Linked DNA regions of Homo sapiens: regions 2, 3 and 4 are each linked to region 1. The links are chromatin contacts, found by Hi-C in ENCODE. All regions are on one chromosome and are shown on one strand. The core of a region is the stretch at or near the end of the contact, and the rest is flanking DNA. Distances in the headings are between cores, read along the strand shown. Region 1 holds the start of DNAJC19 (DnaJ heat shock protein family (Hsp40) member C19). Region 2 holds the start of DCUN1D1 (defective in cullin neddylation 1 domain containing 1). Region 3 overlaps PEX5L (peroxisomal biogenesis factor 5 like). Region 4 overlaps PEX5L (peroxisomal biogenesis factor 5 like).

Region 1 (3,729 bases), core at 681-3,180:
AATTGTCAAAACCCCATCCAACTCTGTCACATATAACATCTGATGTTTCAGGGTAGCACCATCACAAAGTTCAGAACTTCTATACTCTCCTTGCAGGAAGCAGGAGAATGGGTCCAAAGCAATCACTTAGAACTTCATGGATATTTGGAAATTTACCCTTCCCTAAGTGTGGCTCTAGGTTTCAAATAGAAGCAGCAAAGAATTAACAAAGTCTTACAGATTTTGGTAGGCTTTGAAAAACTTGTTTTACTTGAGGCTCCATATGCTTCATGGCTTGCAAAACGTAACGGCCTAAAACCAAAAGCAACAGAATAAGTAAACTAAATCTCCAATCTCCCCGACTTCACTTCCATCCCCAAACCATAAACAAACCTGCAAATCCTGCAGCAGCAATGGTCAGTCCAACTGCTACCACTGTACTGGCCTGGTAAGGGGGAGAAGAGTAAATATTTACTTCTCTAATTCCCACCCTTTCTCATTTTGCCCATTCTTCCATCCCCAACTCATTACAAACTGCATTTTAATAGGAGAAACAACTTTTTTTTTTCTTTTTTTTTTTTTTTTTTTAAGAGACGGAGTCTTGCTATGTTGCTTAGGCTGGTCTTGAACTCCTGGCCTCAAGCAATCCTCCCACCTTGGCCTCCCAAAGTGCTAAGATTATAGGCATAAGCCACCATGCCTGGCAGAGAAACAACTTTTAAGGCGGAAATATTCTGTCCAGTAATCTTTAAAACTACTGCATCTGTTATGCTGAATGCATTAAAGTTACAGGATTCATCATATGGGAAAGAGGGCAAGTTCGACTTGCTTATTTATCTTTACAATAGTGAAAAAGATGATTCCCTCCCTTTGAAAACTTCTTTCATCACCAGACAAATTAAGTCACATTAAAGTTCAATCAAAAGTAGTGGAAATAGGCCAGGCGCGGTGGCTCACGCCTGTAATTCCAGCATTTTGGGAGGCGAGGCGGGCGTATCACTAGGTCGGGAGATCGAGACCATCCTGGCTACCATGGTGAAACCCCGTCTCTACTAAAAATACAAAAAAAAAAAAAATTAGCTGGGCGTGGTGGTGGGCGCCTGTAATCCCAGCTACTTGGGAGGCTGAGGCAGGAGAATGGCGAACCCGGGAGGCGGAGCTTGTAGTGAGCCAAGATTGTGCCACTGCACTCCAGCCTAGGCGACCGAGCAAGACTCTGTCTCAAAAAAAAAAAAAAAAATGTGGAAATAAGGTTTCTGCTACAGAAGGAAAAACTGTTTACAGACGGCTCCTGTAAAATTCTAACAACGCATTTTCGAGGCTAAACGTGGGCTAAACTAGGAGACTAATACCTTTGGCACTGCCCTGTTGTTTCCTAACAAGACAGGCCCAAATATGTTCAGGAAGCATGGAGAAGACATCTGTCAGCAAAAGCCAAAGAGAAGGACATAGCAAAGTGGAGCTAGTGCTGTGAAGATGTGTTAGGGCAAGGGCACTTATAATCAAATACGTTTCCACTAATCTCCGAGTCCATGACAGCCTCTGACCTTACAGGAGTTCCAGGCAAGCAACACCTGCAGAGCCCGTGCGGACAAGAAGCTGGAGAACCGTGCAGAAAGACGATGTAAAAACACAAACCCCCAAGAGAGCGAGCCAACAGGGTTGTGTCCTGGTGAGTGTGACTCCCCAATAACCGAAACCTCCCGCCCGCAGTCGCACTAAGGAGCACAACTTCAACTCCACACCTCCGAGGCGGGGAGCTGAGGTTGAGGCCTGGGCCGGAGGTCGCCAAGAAGACCGGAAGGCCGCACTCACCATGGCTCCGGCTGGGCTCCCTTGCTTCCACCGGGAGCACGGCTCATCCCAGCTCAGAGGCCGCGGCCAACACCTGCACGCCTTTACCAGAGAGCGACGCAACCCCCAACCTCAAGCACAGGCGCCCTACGCAACACGGCAGGAGCAGCCGCAAACTAGGCCGGAAAACTGTCGTAAAAGGGGACGCGGAGGAGAAGGAAAGTCGCTCAAGCAGTGGACAGAGCGGAGAAAGCGACTTCGGGTTGGTTGAAGGGTGGGCGGATCTCTTTATTTCTGGGTGTAGGGGTGGGGCTTCTCTGTGTTTTCTGTCCTTTGCTCCTGGGCGGTGGGTATTTGGAAATTCTTGCAGGGAAGGGCATGGGCAGCCTTACTCAGACCGATTTTTTCCCCCTACATCTTAGCACCTCGTTTTGCCTTTATTTTATGTTAATAATTGTCAAGGGTAATGAATGTAGTTAAACATGCTGTGACATTTCCACCACGAACCCAAACAAATATGTTGTAACCCAGTGTAGGAAACGAGATGCCCAGAAAAACAAATGAAACCAACCACACTGTGTTTCAGGGATTGCTCGGTAGCATTTTTTAATGTAAAAGAACTTCATTTAAGGATGTGACTTGACAAGACTTTGTGAATATTTGGGTTTTCGTTTTGTAGAATGGGATTAAAGACAGTTCATATTCTGAACATGGAATGTCAAGATCCTACAACTGAAAAGGGCTATTTAAAAGTTTTCCTCCTCACCCAAAATAAAAAGTAGGGCTGGATTTTGCCCTTACGTGGACATCAGTTTCATACATCCCTACATAAATGCTTGAGAAGAAAAAAATAATGGAGACAATAATGGAATTTTACAATGCAACGTTTGCATGATCAAAATAAGTTTGGAGTTACTTCCCACTCAGAATTTACAGTGTTAAATATCCGTTTACATTGCAATGCAATTCTGCTTTGATGAGTTTGTTAGTTATTAAACAAATATGCAAAATTTTTGGGTTTGTTTTCCTCATCTGTAAAAGCAGTTTGCATTTGATAATCCAAGAGCTCTTCTAGCGCTAAGGTTTTTGTGATGTAATTTATTGTCAACACATGATTTAAGGTGACATCCAGCACTAAGACACTAGCATTAAGTTTATAACTTCCTCTTTTGCCTCTCTTTTATCTGGTTTTTACCCAACAATTACAAAATAAATAATCAAGTGAGGCATAAGACCTTGGGACCAAATTGGCATCAACAAGCTAGAATGCTATCTGGAAAAATTTATTATGCATATTTTTGGTATGTACAAACTGTGTAATGCAGTTTCTGGAGGAATAGATTTACAGTAGACTCTAATTAGCTTTGAGACTTTACAAAACCCAGACTCAGGAAATTGGGAGTAGCAACACAGCAAGACATTTTGTTGAGCTGGAGATAGCTCTTTTTTTGGTGGCAGATCAAACTGGAGGTAACCTGGCTCTGTCACTTACTAATACTGTGACTTGGAAAAGTTATTTCTGATTGAGTTTCTTCCTCATTTGTAAAATGAAGGTAATGATAACTACCTTGCCGAGTTTTTGTGAACGTAGAGATTATGCACATATTGTGTTCTGCTTATGGTCATCACTCAGTGTGGGGCTATTATTATGAGGGAAGCCAGAGTGCAAATTGGAGTGTAGAAGCCTTCCTCATTCTCATGATACCTCACTCATGAATCTTAAGTCTGGTTGCCTCTTACCTACCTGCCAAGATCCTAGAAACAGCCTTGAAAAGTAATCTTTTTAAATGTCCACTGACTGATGAATGGATAATCATTCCTCATTTCTTCTAGCTTCTGGTGACTGCCAGCATTCCTTGACTTGTGACTGAATCACTGCAGTCTTGTAAGCCAGCATCTTGAAATCTCACTCTGCTCCAACTTTTCCATCTTCACATTGTCCTTCTCTTCTGTTTG
Region 2 (3,729 bases), core at 391-2,890, 2.0 Mb after region 1:
AGGTGATGAGTATTTCCGGGACCCCACTGTCTAGGGGATGATGCGGATCTGGAGACCATCCTGAAGAGCACACATTTCAGCTGTGGCTGAGTGTTTCCCAGGGAATTAACGTCATTACTTCGAGCTTACTATACTTATCTAAATGCTAAGAGTCTGGAAACTTCAGGAGTAATGTCTATGACCATCTAAATACTTAAGAAACTAGAAACTGTTTAGACTGCCTGGTGGATCTCTGAACACTGTAATACTAATCTATACATTAACCTGCACTTTAAAGTTTTCTTACCAATTCAAACTGTAAATTCCTACACAACTTGCCACAGAACATAAGTGTTAAATATGTGTCAGACTAAACCATATATCCATACATGACAACAAAATACTGCCAAGCTGGAGGATGGGACTAGAAGTGTCATTCAGCAAAAATAAGACCAACTAAAAACAAAGACACTGGAGCATTCCCTTAACACAGGCGCGCACACACACCCTCCTCAAAGAGGCCTTTATGTTCCCCACGAGCAAAGGACAACAATATCATTTTTACTATTCATACAGTAACCTGCACGGAATTCAACTCACGCTCAGACTGTACAATGCCAAACAGCGCTTCTGAAACGCGAAGAGCGTCCAGCAGAGTCAGGTACTTAATTACCAAAGTAAACAACTCGACCACAAGGGTCTGCAAGCCTGGAGAGGACTTTTTCCCCCCCCCAAACAAAAAAGGAGAGTAACTTGACAAACTGTTTTAAAAAAAATCACAAATGGCCCTTAACTACTATAATAAAGCAATTACTCCTCCCACCCCCAAGCAAATAAAATAGGTGCTCGAAAGGGCGCTCGCTAGTCTGTGTTCCCTAATTTTATGAAATGAGAACAGGTTGCACTTCCGTACCCCCTCCCCCAAGCTCAGCAGTCTCCCATGTTTTCAGTAGAGAGGTAAATATAACCTCCACCAACTGGCCGGGGAAACTCTCCTTCTCCAAAAGCATGGGACGCCTCGAGAGGTGATGGAGAAAGGAAAAGGGCTGATACCCCGCCCCAAGCAAAACTGCCTGGGAGACTTGCGGGGTATTGGAGCCGGGAGCGGAGGAGGGAGAGGCGCGCCGGGAAAGTCTTTCCTTCTCCCCGGCCGGGCGGAGAGGGAAGCCCCGGCTTCGGGGCGGGGGGAGGCTACTCACCCGGAACCCCAGACCCCAGTCCCCGACCAGACACAATGGAGCCGGCAGAGGGGCAGGGGCAAGGCCGTTGCCCCCTCCCCTCCCCCCGCCCCAACGCCTCCCCCACCCGCGCCGGGCCCCGGCAAGGGGCACCGGGGCCGCTCCCCGCGCCCCAAACTCCCCGGGGCTCCCGACTAGGCCCGGCTCCGCTCCGCCTCCTCGGCTCTCGCGTAGCGGCTGCGCCCGGGCGGGAAGGGGCGAAGGAGGAAGGGAGAGGCAGGCAGGAGAGCCCCCGCCTGGGAGCGGGACGGAGGCCGCGGGCCGAGGCTCGGGGCTGCAGGGTCGCCGCGGGACGGAGGGCGGCCGGGGCGGGGGTGCGCGGCAGCGCCGGCCCCCAGCCGGCAGGGCGGGCGGGCGGCCGCAGTGCCTCACCATGTTGGTGTCCTCCAGGCCTCTCCCCTCCTCCTCCGGCTCCGCAGCGAATGGACGGCGGCGGCGGCGGCGGCTCCTCTCACGGGCTTGCCCGGCTCCCGCTCATGCGCAGTGCGGGGCGGCCCGGCGCGGCCCGAGGAGGCAGCCCCGGACCTCGGGGAGGCGGAGGGACGGAGGCAGGCGGAGGGCGCCCCGCGCGGGGCTTCCCCCGGGCGCGGGGGTCCCCCGGGGAGTGGGCGGGGGCGGGGGGCGCGGCGGGGGAGGGGCGGGCGACGCAAGCCCTCCGCGCGCCGACATCCTCCTGCCGCGCCGGGCGGTCTCTGGTGGGGGCGCCGGGGGACACCCCACCTCCGTTTCCTACGCGGTTCCTTCCGGACGACCACGGCCGGGTCTACGCAGGCTGGAAGCGGGCACGAGCGGCGGCGGATAAGTTGAGCAGCTGGGGGCGGCTGAAACGGATGGTTGAGGAGCTTCATCCATCCCAGACCTCCCCTCCCCATCAGTATCAAAAAAAGGGAGAAGATAGTGGAAACACCTCCCCCTGCCCCGTGTTTTCTTCTTTTTCCCCCCAATCTCAGTATCAGACCTACATCAGTTCCCTCGCGTGGGCATCCCAGGGGAGACCTTAGTCCCCCCCCTGCGGTGGCTGTCACTCCATTAGTGAGGACCAGGCTCTCCCCAGACCTGTCTACTGGGAGACAGTTGGGGTAACCCTATAGTGAGATGGGGTGGGGTGCACTGAGACCCAAGGCCGGGCTGCGGGAGTCCAGGTTGCCTGCCTACTGCTAGCTCTCAGTATCCCCTCAGTTCGGCCCGCCCAGGATAAGTTTCGGGAAGCAACTACACATTTTTTCACTGAGGGTCTAGTCACGCAGGGCGGACAGTCCAGGTGTGACCTGCCCTGGGCGTTAAATCAACTGAGGCTGAGGAGCACTAGGATTCTGAGCTGAGGATCAAGTGGACAAATTCGTGCTGCAAGGAGGACAGAAGACTCCTGTGGAGTAAGTGGTCCTTGCCCTTCAGAAATGTAGTATCCAGTTGGAGAGATAAGACACCTTCACACAGGAAGGAAATAAAACAGCTAAGAAAGCAAACTCACTCAGAAAGTCACATCTGAAACTGTACCAAGAGCTTACCTACGTTTCAGAACAGGACCCACCTGAGTAGACCCGTTATCACCATCATCACCAGCACAGGCATTAAACGACCAGATCAACCCTATAACTAATGAATTTGTTCTTACCAAAACAACAGAACTTCTTTGGTAACTCCCAAAGGCCTCCTAACTTCCTGGAGCTAGCCATGTACTGGGAGCGCCCAGCGCTGTACCAAGGCAGGTTTCTGGCGGCCACAAACCGTTCATCCATTCTTTCCCCCAATATTTAAAGAATGCATGTGAATGTGCCAAGCTCCTTGCTGGGCTCTGGGTAAATAGTCCTGCAAGGAGAAGCCAGATCTGCCTCATGCAGCAAGCCTGAAACTGGACTACATCCACGGAGGTTCTCCAGGAATTCACCTAGCTTTTGACCTAAAGTATTAACACCTAGGGCGTTAATGAGGAGGATTCACTGTATCTCTTACTCCAATCTGTTCTACTCCATTGAAATAATCGTTTGTGGGTTTTCCTAAGCTCTACCAAGGTACAGGCCTTAGTTATTCTAATTGACCTCTCGCCTGCGTTTGGACACTTCCTCCTTGAATTTCCTGTTCATTTTCCATGACTCCACCTTCTCCTGCATCTCCTCTTTACTCTGACCACTCTCCTTTGCTGGCTGTACTCAATTTAGGCTTTCCTGACCATTCCTGAACGTCCTTCTGTATACAGCCTGTGTCACGCTGTCACTCACATTCCCACGTCAACTACTGCCCATATCAAGAGGAATCTCAAATCTTGACTTCCAGTCCCCAAGTGACAGGCCTAAACACTCATTCTGGTCATTTCACAGGTCCATCAAGCTCACCAAATCTAAAACTTTATCCCCAAACCCACTTTTCCTCCTGCCTTTTATCAAATCATCCAAACTAGAAATCTAAGAATCATCCACCACTCTTCCTGCCTCATCCCCTTACTCCGCATCTCACCAGTTTTCCCTCCTAAATGACTTTTAAATCTGCACCCTGCCTTCTATTTCTTAGCCAA
Region 3 (3,729 bases), core at 829-3,328, 1.2 Mb before region 1:
TTACTGCCAGCTGTAATATAACGAGAAGGATACCTATCAACTGGGGACTTAGACATCCGCCGGGTGAGGCCTGGAGATCCCTTCTTGCTTTTCACAAGGTATTTGTACTTTGGATTTTGCTTAATCCAATTCTTCAGAGCGTCACAGGCATCCTGCTGATGGCCAGTGTTAGTATAACTCACAGCCAAGGCCATCAAAGCTTTTAAGTTGTTGGGCTGTAATTCTAAGCACCTGAAAAAAAAAAAGAAGCCAATTTCAGATTTTTTTTTGAGCCACAATCTAACAGTTCTTCAGAAAATGTGGGGGGTCTTTATTAACTAAATACTGCAAAAGCATTGGTAAGCTTGCTTATGTCAAGTTCCTGGAAAGCACCATATTTATCCACATAAAAATGGAGACCTCAGCATATTTTTAAGAAAGTTAAAACTTACCCTAATGATTGCTAGGTTTGGTAATTTTAATAAGTAGCTTTAAAACTATGTGGCTTATCCCTGCACATGATTTATTAGTGCTTAATCTAATGAGATCTCATGAGAAATAGGGGATATCATTATTTTAATGCTGCTTTTTTTTTTTTTTTTTTTTTTTTTTTTTTAGACAGAGTCTCACTCTGTCACTGAAGCTGGAGTGCAGTGGTGTGATCTTGGCTCACTGCAACCTCTGCCACCTGGACTCAAGCGATTTTCCTGCCTCAGCGTCCGAATAGCTGGGATTACAGATGCCCACCACACCCAGCTAATTTTGTATTTTTAGTAGAGACAGGGTTTCCATGTTGGCCAGGCTGGTCTCAAACTCCTGACCTCAAGTGACCCGCCTGTCTCAGCCTCCCAAAATGCTGGGATTACAGGTGTAAGCCACCACACCTGGCCTCTACTACCAATATATTAAATATCTATTATCCCCAAAGAGAACTGACTTGAATGTAGACATCTAGATATGAAAGATTTTACAGTCTTTTGCAAAGGAGAGGGAAATTCCTGTGTTTTCAGAACTACTGATGTGGGTTTACAGGAGACACAGGCTAAAGCTACTCCCCCTCATTCTATTCCACTGGCCTCTAGCAAGGGATTTTCAAACTGAAGTGCATGTGAATCATCTGGGGTGTCTTATAAAATCTTCATTCTCATCCAGTAGGTCTACTGGGGTGGGCCTGGGATTGTGCAGGTTTGACAAGTTCTCAGGTGATGATGAGGTCTCTGGATAAGACTCTGAGGAGCAAGCCCTAGGCAGGACATAATACCACTCTGTGGTGGGCCTAATCTCCCAGATTATCAGCACTGGGTAGAGAGGTTCTTAATTCTGGATGCACATTACAAACACCTGGGAGTTTTAAAACTATTGCTGCTTGGTTCCCAGCCCTGATCAATTAAATGATCATCTCTGGGCTGTGCTTGGGCATTATTTTTCCCCTCCAAACGATTCTAATGTGCATGTGTATACAGGGTTAAGAACCACTGACTCAGAGCTCCAGATGTGGAGTTGGGAGATGAGGGTTCAAGTTCTGTCTCTGTTACATACTCTCTGTGTGACCTTGACCTTTCCTGATCCCCAATTCTCTCATCTGTAGGAAAAGGCTCTGAACGCAGGGCCACACCCCAGGCACCGTTACTTCATCAAATACCAACAGAATCTTGAAATCTAGGATTCCAAGATTGTAAAGCCCTAGAATTGCAAGAGTCTAGAATTCTTACAATCTGATATTCCAAAGCTATAGGATTTATACACATACATTATGTATGTACATTCATATAAACACCATACATATAACATATGGAATGTATGTGTGTGTGTGTGTGTGTGTGTGTGTGTGCATATGTATACGCACACATATATATTCTCTTCCTATAGCACTATATTAAAGGCACTCAAAATAAAAGGTAGGGAAAGTGGAAGTCTATTTGGCAGAGGCTACTTTTCCAGGGTTTAAATAGGAGCTCTAGTCAAGTAGGGTGTAATATTACACACACCCACTGTTCCCATCCCTCCTGCTCCAACGTCATCCAGACCATTAGTCAGTACTCCACTTATTTTTTTTGAAGAATATTTTCAGATGTTTCAGAAGGCTAAAACGTTAAAAGGAACTATTTATTCAATGAGTCTACTTTATGACTGGGTTTAACACAGGCTTTCTCTGGTGCCAGTGAATGTCCATTGATTTGTAGATAGTAAGACATTGTTAGGAACATGACTTCATTCTAAGTTGTTTTTCAGAGCTAAGTGTGAGTGATATGCGGTATCTCAGCACTTATCCTTTACAAATTCTTTACACTGTACTTCAGTAAAGATCAAAAGACAAATCTGAAACAGGAAGTTCATTAACAAGTATCCACCAGGCCCATGATTTTGCACTTAGCTTCCTTTACCTCTGGAGGGCGACAATAGCTGCTTGTTCATTTTCATTCTCCGCCTGGGTTATCCCGAGGAACTGCCATGCCTACGAAAGACAACTGATGTTAACATTGCAAGATGAAGCAGAATTACTCATGTGCTTCAGTTGGTTTGTTGACCTGTGATGGATCCCCTATGCAGAGCAAGCTGTCTCATATGTGAGCGCTATATAAAAGGGAAAAATATTGTATGCATTTCTTCATTCAAACTCTCTTGTGACACCTGGCTCAAGATCCTCTGTCATTATTTCCAAATTCGTTCAGTATTTATCCTTTCCTATAACCCAGTGCGATGGAAACCTCTGAATTTCTGAGATTTCGTTATATTAGGTATCTTAAAACCAAAGGATAAATATATAAAATTATACGATTGTGAGGAAAAGGGGTGGAAATATAACCCAGAAATGTAGCTAAATGAAATTTACAATAAGGAATCTCAAGATGTACAATATTAACTTAGCTTGTATGAATGAAAGTCACTTACTAGAAGAATTCACAGGAGATTTAGGAACTAGGAAAAGCAAAACAAACAAAATCTCCCATGATGTGTTCATTCCTCTAAGGTAATCACTGTTAAAATGCACAAAACATATAACACAATCATAATGTAGACATAATTTTATAGTCTACATTTATACATTTCATCGTACCTTAAGCCCTTTTTCATGTTTTTACAAAATCCTTGTAATTTTTAATTTGGATTTTGTTGAATGGCTATTCCATTATTTACTCAACAATTCCCTTATTGCTTTAAGTTGGTTGCAATTGTTTGCTATTGTAAATAATATGAAGAACATCTTCAAGCAGATAGCTTATGTTTTTATATCTAGAATTAAAGTTTTTAACACAGCAAATTTTTCTCTGTATACTCATAAGAACAATAACTCTCACACTGTTATAAGAGTAATACACACAAGCAGAAACCTCTCATTACACACATTGTCTTCAAATTTGCTGGGGGTGGAGGTATATTAGGGTCTTAAGGTTTAAAAATGTTTGGGGAGTGTGTAACTCTCCTTCCCAAGGCTGGGAGAGTTACACACTCCCCAAAGACTCTTACACACTCCCCAAACATCATTTTAGATTATACCGTTTTAAAACAAAACTCTATGAAAGCACAGTTATCTTAAAGTGCCATTTGAATGGTTTTGGCTTTTCCTCTCATGGGTTATAATTACATATACCTTATAAACTCATAAAAATACTGATTATTCCTCCCTCCAAATATCCTTGATTCTTTTAAATCTCTTAAACATACAGACAGCAACCTCTATTTTGATTTCACCTTTCATATATCTTAGAATGCTTCTTAAGAAAAGATTGATGAAATAGTCTTTCTCTG
Region 4 (3,729 bases), core at 848-3,347, 1.0 Mb before region 1:
ATTAGGCTGTAAATAAGTTTGTGTAAAATAAGTAAAATAGATTAAATCATTTCCATCAAAATAATGTATTTTTTCTTTTTTTTGAGATGGGAAATAATGTATTTTTTTCAAAAGCAGCATTCTATCTTCCTCCTGAAGTTATTTCATAATAAAGAAAATGAAAAATTATATTTTTTCATATAGCTTCTCTCAGGATCAGTATCAAAAAAATATGATTCCCTATTTAGTTCTCTCACCCCGAACACTGAGGCTAAATGTCACCAGCATTCCCTGACCTGGCTCTGCTGTTTCTCCACTGTTCCTTCTCACTCACCACATGGGAAGAACCACTGTGGCAGCAGAGCAGAATAAGGACAAATTATTTTTTAGAACTATAGCAGGTATTACTGTACTCAGTGTAACTATGTGTTTTCCTCCAAAACTATGCCTAGAATATATATAGCAAAATTGTTTACATAATAAATTTCTCCAAGTAATAGAGTCTCAGATTTTTCTGTTTCTCCATTTTCTGCCTCTTCTTTTCAAGAGCAGGCTTTATGTTTTGCTTATTTTTTTTCTCATTTCTCCCTTATATTTGTAAAGCTGAAGAAGTCTGTCCATCTACAGAACCTAGGGGGACTTGCTCTTTCCCTCTTTGTTCTCTTACCATTTGGATTCTCCAAGGGGCCAGCCTTGGTCAGAACTATGAGGAGGTCTCCTTCCTTGCAATCTATATCCTCTACTTCTAGCAGATATGCCAAAATATTTGTGATATATGTTATATTCTTACACATAGGCAGAAGGAAGAGCAAGAGCAAAGTGTGAAGGGAGGAAGAACATCAAACACTCGATGCTTCAAGGTGTTCAGTATGAATGGGGCATGAAGTTGAGGGGGCATTAGATAAGCACAATGAGGTAGTTAGGGGCTGGATGACAATGGACAGCCTGCAAGCCCAGTGGAGGAGTTTGCATTTTATTTGGGAGACAGTGGGAAACATTAGTTCTCACTATGTATTGGGTGCTCACCAGTAAGCTAAGCAGTGTTGGGGTCCATGGGGTATTGCTACTGTTGTTCATAAAAGTCCTGATCCAAGGGTATGATTTTAACTCAAGTTCCTTGGAGTCTGGATGCAAAATTAAAATGGCTCATTCATCTAGACAAAAACAAGTTGCTTCCTTTTTTAAAAAATGCAAAGTTTACAAGGTTTTACATTTTTAGCTTAAAAATTTAACAATATCTAACCTGTTTATGAGCTCAATATGTTTTATCTTGTAGTAAATGATTTGATTAATGAAATCCATCAACTTATGCAACATAGCTCATTTTTTTCAGGGACTACTCCAATAGTTCATAAAATTTCATGTGTCAATTTTGGGGACACATTTAAAGTTTAAAGAGAGAAGCTGAGAATGCAGGGAAGTGATAACTGAACAACCCTTGACTGGAAGAAAACAACTTCTATGCTTAGTGTTTTTCTACAACAAAATTAGTTAATTATTCACAAATTATACAAATGAGATAATTTTGTTAGAAAACAAAGTGATGAATGAATGTTTTTTCTATTCAGAACATCCAGCACAAAGCCTGGATGGTACATTCTCTCACCATTTCCATTTCTTTAATAAGTTACTTATTCATATATTTCAAGAATGAGATCATTTGGCCAAAAAATACGATGAGGAATAAATAACAATTGTATTGAATGATCACTTGTGTATGTGTATGTGTGTGTGTGTGTGTGTGTGTGTGTGTTTCCTAGATCACAAGACAGGAAGGAAGTGGTACCCATTTCAACTGGGGGTAAACCATGTGAAAAATTAAACCAAAAATGGAAATGACAGAATTCTAGAGTTGTTTTGGAGAAAAGGAAGAAAGCAATGGAGCATAAAAAAAAAAACAGGTTTGCAAGAACTGCATTTCTGTCAAACCTTATATATGCAGTGTCAGAATAAGAGACACGTTCCAGAGGCAGGGATCAGAGAGTGGTGCTGAGCAGAGAAGAAAAGACATGCACTGTAAAGTCTGGATGGAGAGAAGTAAAAGCGCAACCACAGAATGACAAGGTCGGGGCAATGGCAGAGCGTGGGCATCTCAGTCCAAAGTCGAAGAGAAAAAGGGAACTTTACTCTGTAAACTCTCCCTGTTGTTTAAATATGAAAATAAGAAAAATATTTTGTATGGTCTTCCTGATCCTTTGTCATTTTTATTATAAGTGATAAAATTGAATTTATAACATAAATCATTGAGGGACAAATATTTCCACTCACAACTGGTTTTCAAAGCCCTTCTGACAATAGACGCTGATTCAATCAGTAATCACCGAGTTCACCTGCATGGTTCATTAGACAAAAGCACTGGCAGCTGACTTCAAAACGGATGGGCCTGAAAGCTGAACTGTCGATACGGTTCACAATCACCATGGCCAGTTGAGGGGGAGATGATAAACTGAACCAGGTGGAGAGGCCCTGAGAGATGAGCTGTAGAAAAACCATCTGTGTCAACAGGGAGGAAACACTTTGTTAATCCCAGAGTAGTTTAGGAGATTTCAAAGTTTACTTTAAAAATCTTTAATATCTATACCCTGATGGATACTGGGAAGATGTCACAAAGTTTGTGAGAACCATTTTATGAAGAGTTAGGAGGTATCTAATATAAACATCTTTTTATAAAAATCTATCAGACAAATAGACTTTTAGCTGTGCACTTGAAATACACACTTTTCTCAAATGACTATTCTGGTTTGATTACTATGCTTATCTTACCAACATGGGACATTTGGAAGAAAGGAGAGGAAGTATCATAATTTAGAAAGGCAGTTACAGGAGTGGCTGAATGAACTCAAGACTAGAGGCTGCAGATCCCAAGTTCAAATATTGCCTGTGATGTGAAGTAACCTGGTGAACCCAGTCAAGTTACCTTTTTACTCCAAGACTTGCTTAACTTATTTTGATTATAACAAGTAATATGATTAAGCTTCTTAGAACAATATCTTTTCATCAAAGTTTATCTATACACCTAAGTTGTTCCTTAAGTGCTATCACCATAATCATACACACTCCTTCCCCTATTAAGGTGACTAGAAATGGGTTCCATGGGATGGAATTTTTAATTTTTTAATCCACTGGATTAGATTATCTTCTGAAATTCCTTCCAGATCTAATATTTACAGTTCTTATTTTGATCAGATGAACCTACTTAAAAATCAACAGCAAAAATAAATAAGTACGGCAACACTCCTTCCACAATAAAAGGCTGAATAGGTTTCTTTTCAATTTCTCTACCAAATGGCTGAGTCTAATTTTAAGTACTACTGTCTCTGACTGTTACTTTCATATATAACATCATTTTTACACTCAACCTGTCAGCTCATGTCATTTCAATTATGCATTTGTTTTCTCACTGACTAAACATTGTGCCAGCACTTCTCCCTATTAGATTAAAAAGAAAGAAAACATGGGCTATTTGAAAATGACTTAACAGCAATACATTTTTCCAGCTTGAAAGTCTAGTATTTTTCTTTTATGCTGCATGTAATGAACATAGGCTGAATATTAATATCTTAAAGTAAAGATACCTGATAGCATTTCAGATATTTGTTGAACTTGAGATGGTGACTCATGATGTCTCTCTTGGTGATTACAGTTTTTAACTGAGCCCTGTGAGTTAGTTGCATTACTGCTTGGAAAACTGGGGAAGATGGACTGGTAGAGGAGAGCTAGGTGTGTGCTTGTTACTCAACAATGCTAGAA

What was found. A loop is a pair of places that touch in the nucleus more often than their neighbours do. Pooled maps may share reads with other maps.
Region 2: a map of dorsolateral prefrontal cortex shows a loop between it and region 1 (16-fold over the local background). The contact joins the promoter of DCUN1D1 here to the promoter of DNAJC19 in region 1. A Hi-C loop is called at or near these places in 3 of 168 maps with a recorded cell type or tissue (CD4-positive, alpha-beta T cell, CD8-positive, alpha-beta T cell and dorsolateral prefrontal cortex) and 6 of 50 pooled maps.
Region 3: a pooled map shows a loop between it and region 1 (11-fold over the local background). The contact joins the enhancer-like site here to the promoter of DNAJC19 in region 1. A Hi-C loop is called at or near these places in 3 of 50 pooled maps.
Region 4: a loop to region 1 is called in a pooled map, with 2.8 times the contacts of the local background. The contact joins the enhancer-like site here to the promoter of DNAJC19 in region 1. A Hi-C loop is called at or near these places in 4 of 37 single-sample maps with no recorded cell type and 4 of 50 pooled maps.

What each region holds. Positions count from the first base shown.
Region 1 is chr3:180,987,806-180,991,534 of GRCh38, forward strand. It overlaps DNAJC19 (DnaJ heat shock protein family (Hsp40) member C19), which reads right to left and starts at 1,931. Exons shown (of 6, transcript NM_145261.4): 1 at 1,795-1,931; 2 at 373-424; 3 at 218-291. The coding sequence starts at 1,797.
Region 2 is chr3:182,978,898-182,982,626 of GRCh38, forward strand. It overlaps DCUN1D1 (defective in cullin neddylation 1 domain containing 1), which reads right to left and starts at 1,641. Exons shown (of 7, transcript NM_020640.4): 1 at 1,590-1,641. The coding sequence starts at 1,592. LOC105374246 (a long non-coding RNA gene) reads left to right here and starts at 1,910. Exons shown (of 2, transcript XR_924771.2): 1 at 1,910-2,590. RefSeq lists silencers at 1,310-1,429, 1,490-1,929.
Region 3 is chr3:179,809,438-179,813,166 of GRCh38, forward strand. PEX5L (peroxisomal biogenesis factor 5 like) reads right to left here. Exons shown (of 15, transcript NM_016559.3): 11 at 2,364-2,434; 12 at 34-231. Among named protein-coding and RNA genes, the nearest start is that of PEX5L-AS2, 87 kb to the right of the region's middle. RefSeq lists an enhancer at 2,175-2,224. Within about 2 kb of position 2,079, at least 3 of the 41 ENCODE cell types and tissues checked have a DNase peak (open chromatin) inside an H3K27ac peak, as active enhancers do.
Region 4 is chr3:179,959,499-179,963,227 of GRCh38, forward strand. The region is part of intron 2 of PEX5L (peroxisomal biogenesis factor 5 like); the gene reads right to left. All of the region lies in intron 1 of LOC124909463 (a long non-coding RNA gene), which reads left to right. Among named protein-coding and RNA genes, the nearest start is that of PEX5L-AS2, 63 kb to the left of the region's middle. RefSeq lists a silencer at 2,416-2,465. Within about 2 kb of position 2,098, at least 2 of the 41 ENCODE cell types and tissues checked have a DNase peak (open chromatin) inside an H3K27ac peak, as active enhancers do.